2 separate regions of the Mus musculus genome follow, and region 2 is linked to region 1. A link is a loop called in an ENCODE intact Hi-C map of the cell type or tissue named here. Cell type or tissue: heart. All regions are shown on one strand. Each heading gives the region's core, and the rest is flanking DNA. Links, peaks and the distances in the headings are about the cores only.

Region 1 (7,851 bases), core at 1,311-6,310:
GTGTGTTCCTTGGGTTCAAAGCCCAGGCCTGGGATCAGGAAGATAGAATGCAGAACCATGGTAGTATAGGGTTGTAGTCTTATCTTTCTGTAACAATTTAAAATGTTGCTTGTCAGAATCTTTTGGTATTCACTTTGATGTTTTCAAAATAGGGCTTCGCTTATTTACAGACTTTTTGGAGGCACCCCTTTTTTCTTTTTCTTTTTTCTTTTCTTTTTTTTTTCTTTTTTTATTTTTTTGTGCTCATATTAACACCTCTCCTCCCCATCTTGTGCTTGCCGGATAAAGTCATCCCTGTTCCCCATCAGGCTAAGGCCAAACAGGGGGCTGCCAACCTGGACTGGATGAACAGCTAGCGGCGGGGTTGTCTGGGAAATGTTGAGATTTTATGAAGCAAGTATGTATATTTTCCGCGGTGATGGTTTATCATGCCCTGACTAGTCTCCAGGAAAGCCATGACTTTGTAAGGAGTAGTCTTTACAAAAATCTTCAGGCTTTATCAAGCAAACGGAAGATAGCAGTGGCTATAGCTGTAGAAACAGCATGGTCGCCCTGACAGAGACCCAGGCATTTGCCAGTGTGCATTGTTTTTGGACGCAGGTTGGTTAGGGGAGTGCCTCTCCCAGATAAACAGATTCTCAGCAGCGTGAGCCACTTCCTTCTTTGTCCCTGGCTTGCTGCTGCTTCCAGTCATCTCAGCCCTGTCACGGTTCTCAAGTGCAGTTCTTGGAAAGCTGCAGCCTCCCCTCTGGAATACCCGCTCATCCACCGAGGGCCTTGCATTCTCCTGCAAGATCATTTCTGTGCCAGCCTCACTGTTTCCTGGAAGCCCTGAGCATTTCACAAACACTCCTGGTAGCAAACATCCCCCCCCCCCCCCCCCGCCCAAATTGCATTCCTATTTATCTATCTTCCTCACAATATGGGGGAAGACTTGGGAGAGCAGGCTACTAACTGTTACTCATTTTGGAATCCGTAGCACTTAGCACAGATATTGAAATGTCTCAATGAACGAGTAATTAAATTTTGATTGAGGAAACAATCACTTATAATATTTTTCCCTAAAAACATTCCTTGGCTCTTTCGGCAATATATGAGCCTTGGTAGGGTCGATTGAAAGACAGATTTCACCACCATTCTTAACATTTCTTGGAGGTGTGAGTCTCTCTGACAGTCACAGTATGTGGGTGGGGCTCAGCCCAGCTTGGCCTCTGGAGAAGTAACTGACATCCAGACCACTTTCTGAGCATGCGCAGTGCCCACTTAGCAGTAAATGGCTCCAGGCAAGCCATGGGTTTTGCTGCTTTTTGTAATTCCTCATTTGCCTCCACCCATGCTCAGAGCAAGCGAGAGAGGAGAGAGAGAGAGAGAGAGAGAGAGAGAGAGAGAGAGAGAGAGAGAGAGAGAGAGAGAGAGAGAGAGCCAATAGGGGAATTCACAGGAGAGAGTGGCCATTGGCTGAAGCCAGCTGTCGCCTGGGAACCCCACAGCTTTATTGTCAAAGACCCAAACAGGAAATTGGTTGACCCAACTCACTTCCGCATCAGGATATAGAGAGCTGGATTTCGTGAGTCGGACCCGCTAGCTTTACTCTGTTTCCTTTTGCTAGAACAAAATTCATAAGAAATCGATAAGATCTCGGGGTGACAGCTCCAACCTTTGCTTCTCCCACACACTTCAGAGGAAAGCAAGCTTGAGGCAGGAGGCTAACCCAGCTGGTTTGCTCCCACCATGAGTTCAAGGCTGCAGGGGAAACACAGGGCTGAGCCCCATAGGGCTGTGGTTGTCACTGAGTGATCACCCACTTGCCCCAAACAACAGAACATGTTCCTGTGTTTGGCAGAATGGAATTCCTTACTCTGCCTTTAGGTCCTCCTGGTGTAGCTGAGCCTGTACAGTTTCCTCACACTGGATTTTCTTGTCCCAAAGCCACTGAGTCACGGGCAGCCATTCACACCACTTCTCAAAGATGCGGGTCAGCTTCCAGATGTGGAATCAGAGGACTCCAGCTGTGGGTAGCAGGGATAGTTAAACACGCCAGGGCCACATCGATCCTGAACATCCCTAGACTTCTTTCTTGTCCATTTTCTCTAAAGTATAAGAAGAACATTGGCTTGCATAGCATTTACATTGTATTGAGTGTAATGATAACTTTAAAATATGTATTTATGCATGTAAGATGCTACTTAAAGCATTCAGGAAATGTGCACAGGTTATTTTTTAAATATACCTTATTTCATTTATTTGTTTGCTTGTTTGTTATTCATTTACTTATTTGGGACTCGGGGGGACGACAGGGTCACAATGTTGTCTTACAACTCCTAGGCTCAAGGGTCTCTCCTGCCCAAGCCTTTCTAGTGGTGGGACTCGAGGCAGAAGCCACCACTGAGGGTGTGAAGGGACTGCAGATGTGACATGTAGATCTGGAGTGGGCCCTGTTTCCAGGAGATCAACCTACAGGAGACTTGGTGTCTATCTGCGGTTCAGTGAGCAGAGGGTCTCTCTCCTGACCCTCTCCTGACTCCTCCTCCTCTGGATTGCAGGCCTTTCCTCTGAAGACCCCAAAAACCCACAGAGAAGGAAAGGAGGTAAGAGCCGAATTCAGAGGCAGGCAAAGGGAGCTTACGTTGTCACTCTTCCTTGGATGCACATGCACTTCCAGGCGCTCCAGCTATAAATGGGCCACCCACCCATCCCTGAGCTGTGGATCTCTGGCCTGTGCTGGTCTTACTTGTGGCTCCCTGTCTTAGGTCTCTTTCTGTTCTCTTTCCAGTTGGTAAAGTGGGTGGGTATGGATTGATGGAAGTCTCAAACCCCAAGGACAAGAATATCAAGCACTTCCAAATTGTTCTTCAGCCAGGCCCCTTATGTTACATCCAATGATTACCATAGCCTTTGGTAAGTGCCAGCTGAGGATTCTTGGATGGCAAAGCTTCTCAGTGCTGGAGTCTGGATTTCTGCGATTGTGGGGCAGAGTTCTGACTTATAAAGCTGTACTCTTCCTCGTCATGCAGGGACCCTGGTGTTTCAGAAAATGGCCTAGGAAGCGATCATTGCCTGAGCCTATTAACAAGGACACCTAAGTCAGGCCAAGGCCAGCTCGGGCATGCGTGTCAAGGGAAGTGGGGCTGGGGGTTGGGGGTGGAGAGGTTTACACAGGCAGGTCAGGGTTGTTGGGACCACTCTTTATTCTGCTGACTTCATTCAGTTCCAGTGTTACAAAACTCGCTCTTTATATGGTGCCTGTTACAGGAACTGGTCAGATAGGGCGTGGACAAGTTGGGGGTCATTCCGAGGCCATGGAGACTCCCCTACGTCAGCACTTTAAGACTCGGTCCCATTTCCTCCTTTAACATATGCCTGAGCTTGAAGCCCGTCCTTTCACCCCGTGCTTCCGTCTTCTTTTTAAAACTCTAAGGGACAAGAGAAGTTTCTTGTCCCACTTCCTCCCGTCTCTCCTCTCCCCCAACCCCCACCCTCAGCCCCTGTTTCTGAATCAGCCAGTGCTCCAGCTCTGGGTGGGTAAATGTTTTCCCAAGAACTCTCCAGAAGCCCCAGGTTTTGCTTCTAAGTCAGTTCGGCGATGGTACATCTGGATATCCTTTCTCAGTGAAACACCACTCAGTGTTTAAGGAAAGGAAATGATGAAATATTCAGGAGAGCTGATCCGAATACAAAGGAATCCAAGAGCACTGGGCAGCATGCTGTCTAAACACACTTTGTTTCTTCAGAAAGAAAAAGCAAACCATCAGGGGAAAAAAAATACGTTTTACAAAATGGCTTATATTGGGAGAGAGCTGGAGATTTTTAAGAAACCTGAAATGTAAGAGGGTTAGCCCAGACTTCGTTATTAATATCTTGGAACCAGCTGGAGAGTGAAATTAGGCTGTAAAATCGTTGCACCATTTGCTGGGCCAAGCTGGAAATAACACGTTTCTCACATAGTTCTACAGGAGACAAATACCACACTGGGGCACAGGAGAGGCAGTGTGGTCTCACTGTCTTTGTTTTCTCATTTGCTGGGGGTAATAATTCCTTTCACCAAGCTCACAGATTGAAGGGTCAGAATGGAGAGGTGAAGGCAGGGTCTTGGTGTCAGGCTGCTGGCTCTGTCCCCCAGTGATGGCGGGCTCGAACGCTCACCTCTCTGTGCCCTCATTCCCTCATCTAGAAAATGAGAGTCGTACCCGTGATGGCAACTGGTCTGCTTAGCATCCAGGTGGAGCCTGAACACTCTCAGTAATGCCAGCCATAGTTAGGTGATGTCCTTCTGGCAGTGGCTGCCACCAGGTCCTCTGCAGCCCTCTTCAACACTGACAACCCCTTCGGTAGAGTGACAGAGGAAAAAGCAAAAATACAAATAAGTGAAAGGAAGATGTCACCATCAACTTACAGAAACAAGCAGGCACACAGGAGGGGGTGGCAATTGCATGCCCACGAACCAGACAGCTTGGCTAATGGCAATCTCCAGAAACACAAATCACCCAACTACACCCTCCCTCTCCCCCCCTAGAGAAAGGAAGTCCTGAGAGAGCTAGCTACCACAAGAAACCGAGTCAACAGATTGAAACCTCTCTGTGACGAAATCTCAGGACCAGGTAGCCTCGTTTGTATGTTCTCCGGGACAATTGAAGAATGAACGCCTGTTCTCCTCTAAGTCTCCCAAGCGAGGCAATGATCTGAACACTTCCAGATCTACTCTGTGAGGTCAGCATTACCCAGAGGCAGAAAAACAAAACAAAGAAACAAACAAAATAGTTTCTGACTCCTTTTAGAACTGTGCCCTCTCTCTAACCTAATACCTTTCATAGACTCTATCTCCAAATTCTGTTTCTCCTCAGCTTTGATCCCCCACCTCACAAGTTACCTAACTTGCTCATTCACCTCCTGTCTTCTCCATTAGCACCCACATTCCATCAGAGTAGGGTGTCTGTTGTCGGTTTGAGTGTCTCTTGATAAAGTCTCCCTGTCTGGCATGTCATCTGTCACGTAAGAGATGCTCAAGAAAACTTTACTGACCAAGCGAGCACGTCGTCTAATCATTCATGGCTTGGGAGACTAGCACACCAACAAGGAAGGACAGAGATGGCTGCCAGGAGAGGGTGAACTTCCAAAGGCAGAGAGATAGGTAAGCAAGAGAGAGCCCTGTCAGAAGAATACAGAAATGAGCAAGGGTGCCCACTGTCTCCATCGGGGCCAGAAGGTCAAGGACTCAAATGTCCACAGGAACTTCTGTGAACAAAGGTCATTGAGCCCCTCAGAGGGCTGCATTGGCGGAGTAGCTTGGGGGGGGGGGGGAAGAGTAGCACCAGACCCTCAGATAATAGGTTTAATTCCTTTTTATTAAATTCGCACATAGCCATTGTACGTATGGGGTGGGCACAGAGTGATAATATATACATATACGTAATGATATGTAATGTGAGATATTCCGGTCAGGGCGATGAGCACTCTCCCCTCACCTTAAGCGGCATCTCTCTGCTTGTTGTCTCTAAAATAGTTTCAGTTCCTGCTGCAGGACATTTTGCTGAGTCTCCTAACTTTTTTTTTTATCTTTATAATTCTTTTTTTTTATTATGTATTTTCCTCAATTACATTTCCAATGCTATCCCAAAAGTCTCCCACCCCCCCCCCCCCCACTCCCCGAGTCTCCTAACTTAACACTGCATCCCCATCTGTGTTCTGGTTTCCCCTTTGTCCCCTCTCCCTCTTGCCTTTCTCAGACCCCATTTCTACTTCTGCTTCTGAGAAGCGGACTTGTCTGGCTGCCACGTATGAGTTAGGACACGCAGTGTCTGCCTCTGTGTCTAGTAGCATTCACTGAGTGAAACATTCCATCCCGCTTCACCTCACTGCAGCCAGGAGGACCGACCGGGCTTCTGTCTCTTGTCTATTCAGGCAAGACTTTGAAGGAGTTTTTTTGTTTTGTTTTGTTTTGTTTTGTTTTGTTTTGTTTTGTTTTGTTTTTTGTTTTCTTGCATAGAAAAGGAAATATAGAGATGGAGATATGCTGATAAGGGTGGGGGACAAGTGAACACACTGTTTTTATGTGGGTAAGACTTCTGCAAGTCCGAAGGCCTGTGGAAAAAATATAGCTGTGTGTGAGGTGGGATATCCAAGACAGAAGAAGAGTTTGGGGAGGGAAGTTGGTCCTCAAATCACAGGATGGTGTCAACAAGGGGGAAAACCATCTCTCTGTCACCTCTGGCTCCAGGCAGGAGAGTAAGATGTGGAGAAATGATCCTCTGAGGAACCTATCTCCTGAAACCCAGTCTCTTTATGGTGTGGCTCTTTCTTTGGCTCAGTTGAGGATGCTCAGAGGGCAGGGTGGAGGCTGAAGGGGTGGGGAGCACAGCTGGGGGATGTAAAATGCCTACTTCACTGTTGTCCTGTTTGTAGAAGACACTTCCTGTTCTGAGTGGCGCTTTCCCTCTGGGGTGATTCCCATTACAATAACAACTTCCTCGTATCCTTTGGGGTCCCTCCTCAGCACCCTTCCAAGTGAGAGGAGAATCAGCCCACAGGTGAATTAGTGGGGAGAAACTGAACACGCACAGCCTTGCCCCTTTCCTTTAAGGAAGCAGGAAGCATGGGTACAAAGCTTCACTACACACACACACACACACACACACAGGCCTGCGGGGAGGGGAGGCATGGTCTGGCCTTGTTCTATGGGTAGGAACGGACAGAACCTGAGTTCAGCCTTAGGAAACCCTTTGTCCATAGAGACCTCAAGTGATGACTTGATCTCTATCTGCCTTTCTCCTTTGTTCTCCACTCTCCCCTCTGTTGTCTCACCACCGCAGCTGCCACCACCACACAGAAGGTTCAAAAGAGAAACTGGGAAAAGCAACAGTATTGCTGCCCTGGAAATTATGCTATCAAACAAACGTGGCTCATGGAATGAGCTTCTCAAAAACCATTCCTTTTGAAACGTACGCCCCCAACACAAGAAACAAATGGTTTTCGATAGCATTTAAGAATGTGTGGGGTTGTGGGGAGGGAATCCGTTCTTCTCGAAGAGAATAACTGCAGCATAGAAATGAGAACCAGACCCTTTGAAGGACGTGTTCAAGCCCCAGGACCTACTTTCGCAATTCAGACGGATCAAAAGCACAAGGCGAGCGAGCGAGCGTTTCTTCAGATCTTTCCAGGATTCCACAGTTTTCTATCTGGAAGCAGCAATCACCACACGCACTGCTTCAAGCCTGAGAAAATGCGCCCCCCCCCCCCCCAATCATCTCAATATGTGAAGAGTCGGGCAGAGCAGCGACCATGCTGTGAAGGTAGAAGAGCACTCGCCAAGGCGCATTCCTGATGGGTGAGGGAAATGCCCCAGCCGTAGAGCAAAAGCAGGTGTTGGCACCCAGCGCCTGCTGCCCCGGGGTTCAGTCTTCAGCTTTCTCTCCAACTTTCTCCGTGCCAAAGTGTTGGTCTCCGTAATCATTTTAGAAATGGTCATTATCACCTTCCCCGGCTGTTTCAATCTTCATCATGCAAATCGAAAAACATTGGGCTTGACTGTGCAATCTCTCTTTGCAACTTCTACTGTCTGAGTGCTTACCGAGCCGTCGTCAGCCCGGTGGGTGAGGACAAAGCCCATCCGTGAAATTTGCTCTTACAATTCAACTAGCATGCTCTCTTATGAAGCAGAGGGATGGAGGTTGTTCCGAGTGGGGAGTGGGAATTGGAATCTGTGGGAAGCTAAAAATCTAAGGCTGGAAAGTGGGTGGGGACTCTGTTGGTGGGGGTGAAGCTGCCAAGCCTGGAGCTTCTGTGTGGTCCTCACGAGGTTCTGCCTATGGTGAATGACCTCCCATCTCACATTATCCTGGCAGTTGTTTAAAGTGC
Region 2 (7,851 bases), core at 919-5,918, 51 kb after region 1:
GTTTATATAATGAGTTTATTATAGTCATTTTAAAATAAAAACTTATTTTTAACTTTGTCAGTTTTAGTTTCTAATGTAGTAAATAATTAATATAACATTTTCCATATAAGCCGAAGCTCTTTGGGCTATTTGATCTTAAAAGAGAAAGGGGTCCCGACCTCCCAGTTGTGAAACACTTGCTCTAGGCCCACACAGCTTATACACTTTCCTGGCTGCAAATCCAGAAAGGAGAGCAAGGCAGGCTACTGGGGAGAGAACGGACCAGTTGGATTAAGACTGTTTCCTGGACAACCCACTCTCATGAAGCCAGAGTGTGGCAGCCCTCCCGCCATGATCAGAAGGTGGTCAGATGGTGTGACGCCAGCACCAGGAGGGAGGGAGGACATTCCTCAGAAGACCTTATGGAAGAGCCTGCTGAAGCAGGGCCTGAGCCTTGTGTCTCCAAGGACAACGTCAGCTCGGTGTACCTCACTGCTCACTCAAAGCTGGGTGACTATACACAAAACACTGCCAGCTGTTTGCTCTGTTGGTCCAGACTTCAGGAAGAATAAAAGGAAAGTCCAGGGCTAAGTCTCTCCTGCGACAAGCCTGGCAGAATAACCACTAGGTGTATATATAGCACTGGATCTGAAAGTCCCTCGTCAGAGAATCGTAAGTAGAAACTGAGGAGTCCTTGGCAAATCCATTGGAAAAAGGGGACTTCCTTCCTTCATAAACTACACTTTATAATTCACCATGAGGTAGAGAACTGCAGGCCCTTTCAGTCTCTGTTAAGGAGAGGCCACTTTCATACACCGAAAGAGATTGTTAAATGGAAACTGTCAAAAGGGCACAAAGAAACTCCTGTAGACTGGGGAGATGGCTCAGAGAGTAAGAGCACTTGCTATACAAAAGCACAGACAACTGAGTTTGAAGCCCCAGAAGCCACACAGAAAGCTGGGCATGGTCACATGCATGCCCGTAACTCCAGCACTGTGGGTGGATGGAGACAGAACGGTCGCTTCAGAGAGAGACCCTGTCTCAAAGGCATGAGGTGGAGAGTGACACAGCTAGGCACCAGATGTCCTCCTTTGGGCTGTGTGCCCTTCCACCAAACTGTGCCTCCTAAAGTGACAACATGTCTAGCTGCTCAAGACGACCCATTGCAATTGCAGCCAGTGACACCATCTGAGCTCTGTCTAAGTGCCCCAGAGTGAGCAGTGGCTGCTGGGACCTGCTCTCGGGGCTCGGCATGTGAGCATCTGTGACAACCTGCTACAGGTTTTCACAGGATTTCAGTGTGGCAGCTTAAGCCTGAATATTGTGGGAGTCTTGACACTGACTACTAAACACTTTCGAGACATCTTTCGAGGTGCTGGAGATGGCTGCTAACCAGTGGCTGGCGGACAACTGACTGACGGCGAGCGGGTGCAGGAAGACTTTAGTATCTGTGAAGGAATGAAAGTACACTCTGCTTCATCCATCTCAGCACTCACGCTCTATCCCTGCAAGGTTACAGGCAACTTAGTGTCTCCTGCTGTTGCTGTGATGAAGTCCTCTGGCAAAAGCAACCTGAGAGAAAGGGCTTACTTCACTTCACAGCTGAGGTGTACTCCATCATGGGAGGGAGTCAGGCAGCAGGGCTGGAAGCAGCTGGCCATGTTATATCCAAAGTCAGAAGAGCTACTGAATGTGTGCATGGTAGTGTGTGCACGCGTACTAGTGAGTGCATGCATGCTAGTGTCTAGCTCACCACCTGCATTTCACACAGTTTAGGGTCTCCAGCCCAGAGAATGTTCTTGTTCACAGTGTAGATAGATAGGTCTTCCCACATTGGTTAGTCATAATAAAGATTATTTCCTATAGGCATGCCTAGAGGCCGGCTGGTCTCCCAGGTGATTACAGATTGTGTCAAGTTGACAACTCACACTAAGCACCACCCAGGGTGTATTTAGAATGACCAAACAAAAGCGAGTTCATATTGAGATCTTGATAATATCAAAGGTGCGCACTCTGGGATAACTTGTGCTGTTGTTGGTACAGGAATTTATTAGACTCTGGAACTGTGACTTCCACAGAACAGAGTTTAGTCTCCAACTGGACAGACAGGCTAGTGTGGATGCATGACAAGTTCTAGGCATGCTTCTGTCTTTTGCCATAAAGGTTTTTACCTGATTTACAGTTAGCAATAAAGACCTACACATCTTTTATTAATTCTAAAAGAGAGGCGGGCAGACTTCTCCCTTCCTCAGGCTTGAGGTCTCTGGCTAAAACATCTATTTGGTGGAAAGACAATTCATGATAGCACCTAACCTGGATCCTTTATCTAAGTGACTCTCCAGACATGCACTCTGCTAGTAACTGACCATCTGGGTTTCCCTGTGCTCTCTAAGAAGCTCATCAACAACAGTATTTCTGGGCTGGAGAGATGGCTCAGTGGTTAGGAACACTGGCTGCCCTTCCCGAGGGCCTGAGTTCAATTCCCAGCACCCACATGATGGCTCACAACCATCTGTAACTGGATCTGATGCCTTCTTCTGGTATGCAGGTGTACACCCAGATATACATTAAATAAAGAAAACTAAAAAATAAAACAAAACAAAACAAAACAAACAAATAAAAAAAACCAACAGTATTTCTGACATCAGAAATGGTAGCACACCTATGCTGGGCTGAGGCAAGATGGTTTTAGGCTTGGACAGTGAGATCCTGACTCAGGAAAAGAACAGTAAAGCTACTGCAGAGAGACCCACTGAGAGACCCAAGGGATCTTCAAAGAGTCTACGTAGTGCCACAGCTTTACACATGGTAACAATCACAATGAGACTGTAAGGAGCTGACAGCGGCAGTTTCAGCTCCTGCTGTGACTTAATGGGATTCCTGTGTCTGGACTGGACTGTGTTCTTCCTACTAGTCCTCCCATCCCAGGGGAGGCTACACGGAGTCACCAGGTAGAGGCAGATGATTGCTGGCCAGCTAGGATGGGGCCCGGGAGAATGTCTGGGATCCCCAGTACCTTCCAGTAACAGTGTCAGAAAGTGAGCAGGAGCCCCAAACAGAAGGTAGGACTTTGGCAGCCCATGTTATCCACGCCTACAGAGCAGAGGGGAGAAAGGCTATAGTCATCAGAAGGTCAGAGCAGTCCATTGAGCTGGAGACAGAGAAAGCCCCATGGCACCTGCTGAGCCTGGCAGCAGCTTTCTCCTGGCTGGCTGCAGTCTATACTAAGGGAAAGGCAGAGGGCAAGATGTAAGAAAGCAGGAAACAGAGCCAGCGGGACAAGCAGTGAGGCTAAGGAGCTCTGCACAGAGCTGCCAAAGTACTTCCTCCAGTCCTTGGGCCACACAGTCCACAACAGGCTGGGTAAAGATGAAGCCAGGCCACAGCTGAAATCACATTTTGTAAACTAGAGAATATGACCAAACGATAAAGTCTACTGTTTTTATTCTTTGAAGGAACAAGTCTTACAAAAAGCTGTTACAAAAAGTAAAAGGCCAGTCTCATAAACCAAGAGACAGAAAGCAAACCACTGAAAAGCCAAAGTCCTTCTCCCCTGTGGTGTTCTTCCTCCAGCCGCTTACTGTAGGAAAGCTACACTGAAAGGCATGGACTGTGCCATCACTCTACACCACACACCTCTACTGGGCCCAGACCGCCACAGTACAGACGGAATATACACAACAGACAAGATACACAGTGTGGACTAAACAAAAGATGGTGACACATGTCATGGCCAGAGCTGGAGGCCTACCATGCTAGGCCTTATTTGATGTCGACTCACAGAAGAACAGGAGTCCTGCAGAAGGCTGCCAGACTTCACCACTGGGTCTAGGTCAGCAACCAGGATGTCTGGTTCACATAGGGACAAAATGATGCTGGCAGGATCCCTGGATAAACCCTAGGACCCTGGTGGAGGTAAGTCGCGACACAGATTGCTGCAAATAGAGGCTCTTCAGGCCCCTGGGAGGATGCTGGAGGTCATCCAAAGTGGAGGCCAGGCCAGCACTGGGCCAGAGGTGAGAAAAAAGGAGGGCCAACAGAGTGGGGGCTGTGTGCAGCTGGCCTTGGAAGCAGAAGGGAGAGGGTGGGGCTGAACAGGGGCAGAGAGGATGTGAATCAGGCGCTGTTTTCTAGGGGAAAGGCCAGTGAGCTGGGGCTCAGACAAACAGTGCTTCCTAGGGAGAGGGCTGGCTGGGGAGGGAGGGGGCAGGGGCAGGGGAGTGTGGCCAATCTGGACTTCATTCTCTTTCTGCAGAAAAGGGATGACATTCAAGCAGTCAGAGGCAGAGGGCTGACCTGTCCAGGAAGAGTAAGGGGAATGCAGACAAGAAGCCAAAGGAAGAAAATGCAAAACAGGGAGCAAAATTTCTTGTGTTTCCTCTCCTCCTGTGCCATGGGGGAGTGGAGAAGGCAGGAGAGAGACCTGCCACTCCTTTCCACACCCCTACCCCCAGGTCAGTTTTCAGTTCACCTCACAGAACAGGAACACGATGCCACTGTTCTGTTACCACACTAACAAATTCAGCTGCTGATAATGTACAAATATCCTCCACAGGGTCACCAGGCCAGATGGGCTTTGGCTGGAGATCGATTGGCCATGCCAGTCAGCCTCCCCCTTCACCTGCCCAGTACTGGCATCTCTTAGCACCATGGAGCCTGTAGGGCTTGGAAGTCTTAGGCTGTCAGAATGATGGTGGATAGGTCCCTGCACCTCTGCGCTGATGGCCATGCCACTTGACTGCTCAGTGCCTCGCCATCAACATGGCAAAGATACATTGAGTACCTACTATGTGTCGGGCACTGTCCTTGGAGTTGAGAGTACACTCTAATACAGCCCAAGTGCAGCCCATGGAGGGCACCATCCTGCTGAGCAGAGGTAGGGGCTAGGAGGGGATGAACACAGTTCTCATGCAAATTAGTTATGAGATCATGAACAAGTTATGTAACCTCTCTGCACTTGTCTATGTGTACTGTTGTGAAAATGAAAAGAAATGGATTGAGTAAATTTCATACAACATTCAACTCAAGGTAAAGTTAAGTGTTAGCATTAAACAATAACAGCAATAATAATAATAATAATAATAATAATCACTGCAGTAGTTGAGTACCAGGGAGAAAGAGTGTGGGTTAGGAAGGGTGGGCTTGGCCTGTGGGCGGAGAAGCTACAGTCAGGACAGTTCTGAGGATGACATTCAAAGCCAGCCCTGCAGAGTAGTCTGAGGGACTTTTCCAAGCATGAAGATACTGTGTGTGGCTCTGACTCCGGCCTGACCCAGCTCACCGTCTCCACTGCGGCTGTAACACGGGGAAAGACCCACAGAATGGGCAGTGCAGTGCACTGAGCAGAGACAGGCGCATGTCCTGGGGAGGGGGGACGACATCCTCAGCATCCAGAACTGGCCTTCGGGAAGGCCACGGAGCTAGCTCCCCCCAGCAGAGACAGGCCTTGGGAGCAAGTAGGAAGGCAGGGCTCCATCGCTGCTCAGCCACCAACAGTCAGAGGGTCTCTTGTTCCACATAATTACATTCTAAGTCAGCGAGGTCTTTTCCATGGAAACTGCAAATCCAATACACTGCTTCCTTTCTGCGTTTTAAAAGCTATTCCAGAACCAAGGCACTGCCCACTTTCCAAGACGAAACTGCCAACACACAGTTTTCTACAATTATTCTGACAAGTTCTGTTTGTACACCACAGCCCAGAGACTGCTTCTAAAAGCAAACCAAGCTTGTGTGTTTCTCCTGTAGCCAATCCAAGCCGATGTGTCTCCCAGGTTGCTCCTTCAGTGTACTGTAAAGCATCCCTTGGAAAATATGAATTACTGAGCTGAACCAGAGTTCTGTGTCAATGAACAGACTTAATGACCACTCAAGGCCTCCTCACACCTACAACATGCCAAGCAGAACAAGCCAGCCGCCAGGCACGAAGGGAGCCCGCGTATGCTCTCAGAGGGCACCTGTGATCACTAAATGACCTGGATAGTCTCTCTACACTCCTCAAGGGTGGGGCATTCCCTCTTGGCTCTGGGGCGGGGTGGACTCACCGAGGTCGATGAGAATGGCGTGCTGCTGCGAGGTCAGCTTCTTCAGGAGCTCTTTGTAGGGCACGTCCTTTGGCTGCTGTTTACTAGGAAATGGGTGTTTAAGGTGGAACTGCTCAGCTAGAAATTTCCAGATCTCACCTCGGTGATGACGTGGCACACCTTTAACAGAGTGAGTGGAAAATATTAAACCAGGCTTTATACACAGAACTCAGCTCATTGATTAAAAAAAAAAAGAGTTGTGCCTTTTTTCATGACTGCAAATTCATTGTGTGTACAGACATTCAGGGGCATGTGGGTATGGGTACACGTGGACATGGAGGCCGGAAGACAACCTCAGGAACGCCATCCACTCACTCACTTTAGTTAGTTAGACATGGTCACTCACCAGGCTGCATTCCCCAGTCAGCCCCAGGGTTGTACCTACCTCTGCCTCCCGCATCCCGAGCACTGGGGCTACAGCAGGCACTATGGCTCCCAGGTTTCCTGTGAGTTCTGGGAACCAAATGGAGGCCCTCACACTTGCAAGGCAAGCACTTCATGGACTATGCCACCCCTAGTCTCCAATTACGGGATTCTTGAGTTATGGCAGGAATCCTGACCCAACCCAAGCCAACCTGAAGCCAACCAACAATGCTCCGAGGCAATGAAAGGAAGATGCACATGTCTCAGAGCAGGAAGAGAAGCAAAGTGAGGTAGAGCTCAGGGGAAAGAGCTGGCCCTCTGCATCTCAGCAATCAGGAGCTCACAGCCTCCGTCATGCAAGCAACCCTTAAAGGTGAAGGAAAAGGGAAGAGAACTGTCCAGAAGGAAGGTATCTTGAGTGAGTCAGGGTACCTTGGTCAGTGGTTGGTTTTTCTCCACCCTGTAGATCAGCTTGGGAGAACTGTAAGGAAGGGCCCTGTGCTAAGCAACTGCATTCCACACTTTCCCTAAACGTTTACCTCAGCATTAACTTGAAAACTCTGAGCAGGGAATGAAGAGTGGGCTTCTAAAGGCTACATCCATCTCCTCACCCCTGGAACCTCTAAAATTGGCCTTGTTTCTGCAGATGTGGCTAAAGTCAGGACTGAGGATGACGTCATCGTGACTAAAACCTGGACTTTGTATCTTAAGACAAATGTCCCTGACAGCAGCACCCAGAGGAGGAGTTGAGAAGAGGAGCCAGTGTGCCCATGGAAGCTGAGGAAGACAGCTTTGAGGCGGGAAGTTACACAAGTATAGTCTGCTACAGCCAGCAGAAGCTGGGCCCAGGTAGAGTGGGGCTGACATCCTGACTAGAGACTTCACAACTGTCAAAAAAAAAAAAAAAAAGATAGCTGGGCAGTGGTGGCGCACGCCTTTAATCCCAGCACTGGGGAGGCAGAGGCAGGCGGATTTCTGAGTTCGAGGCCAGCCTGGTCTACAGAGTGAGTTCCAGGACAGCCAGGGCTGTACAGAGAAACCTGTCTCAAGAAAAAAAAAGAAAAAGGAAGGAAGGAAGGAAGGAAGGAAGGAAGGAAGGAAGGAAGGAAGGAAGGAAGGAAGACAAAGAAAAAAATGTGTGCATGTGTTTTGTAACTCTCAAGAAAGAAAGAAAGAAAGGAAGGAAGGAAGGAAGGAAGGAAGGAAGGAAGGAAGGAAGAAAGAAAGAAAGAAAGAAAGAAAGAAAGAAAGAAAGAAAGAAAGACAAAGAAAAAACGTGTGCATGTGTTTTGTAACTCTCAAGGTTAACTTTCTATTTGATCATTCTGGGCATGTGTGCAGCACACATGAATTACTGTCACTCACACTTTTCTTCCCAGTTTTTACAAATGTTTCATACAATCCACTCTGATCATATTCTTTCCCTTCA

The links. Hi-C counts contacts between places; a loop is a spot of excess contacts. Peaks named below come from ENCODE experiments on the same cell type or tissue, not always from the same donor. Only the 100,000 strongest peaks of a DNase experiment are listed, where the experiment ranks them.
Region 2: a loop joins it to region 1, with 2.2 times the contacts of the local background. A loop is called at or near these places in 8 of 42 quality-filtered maps.

Annotation. Positions count from the first base shown.
Region 1 is chr5:64,374,578-64,382,428 of GRCm38, reverse strand. Gm43837 (a long non-coding RNA gene) reads right to left here and starts at 4,476. Exons shown (of 3, transcript XR_003955925.1): 1 at 4,394-4,476. In heart, for the core only: no CTCF peak of the experiment used is centred there; DNase peaks (open chromatin) are centred at 1,468, 2,428, 3,308 and 5,768; H3K27ac peaks cover 2,836 bases.
Region 2 is chr5:64,322,779-64,330,629 of GRCm38, reverse strand. It overlaps Tbc1d1 (TBC1 domain family, member 1), which reads right to left. Exons shown (of 22, transcript NM_001310611.1): 17 at 6,021-6,179. Among named protein-coding and RNA genes, the nearest start is that of Gm43837, 51 kb to the left of the region's middle. In heart, for the core only: a CTCF peak has its summit at 3,890; DNase peaks (open chromatin) are centred at 2,879, 3,019, 3,969 and 4,689; H3K27ac peaks cover 997 bases.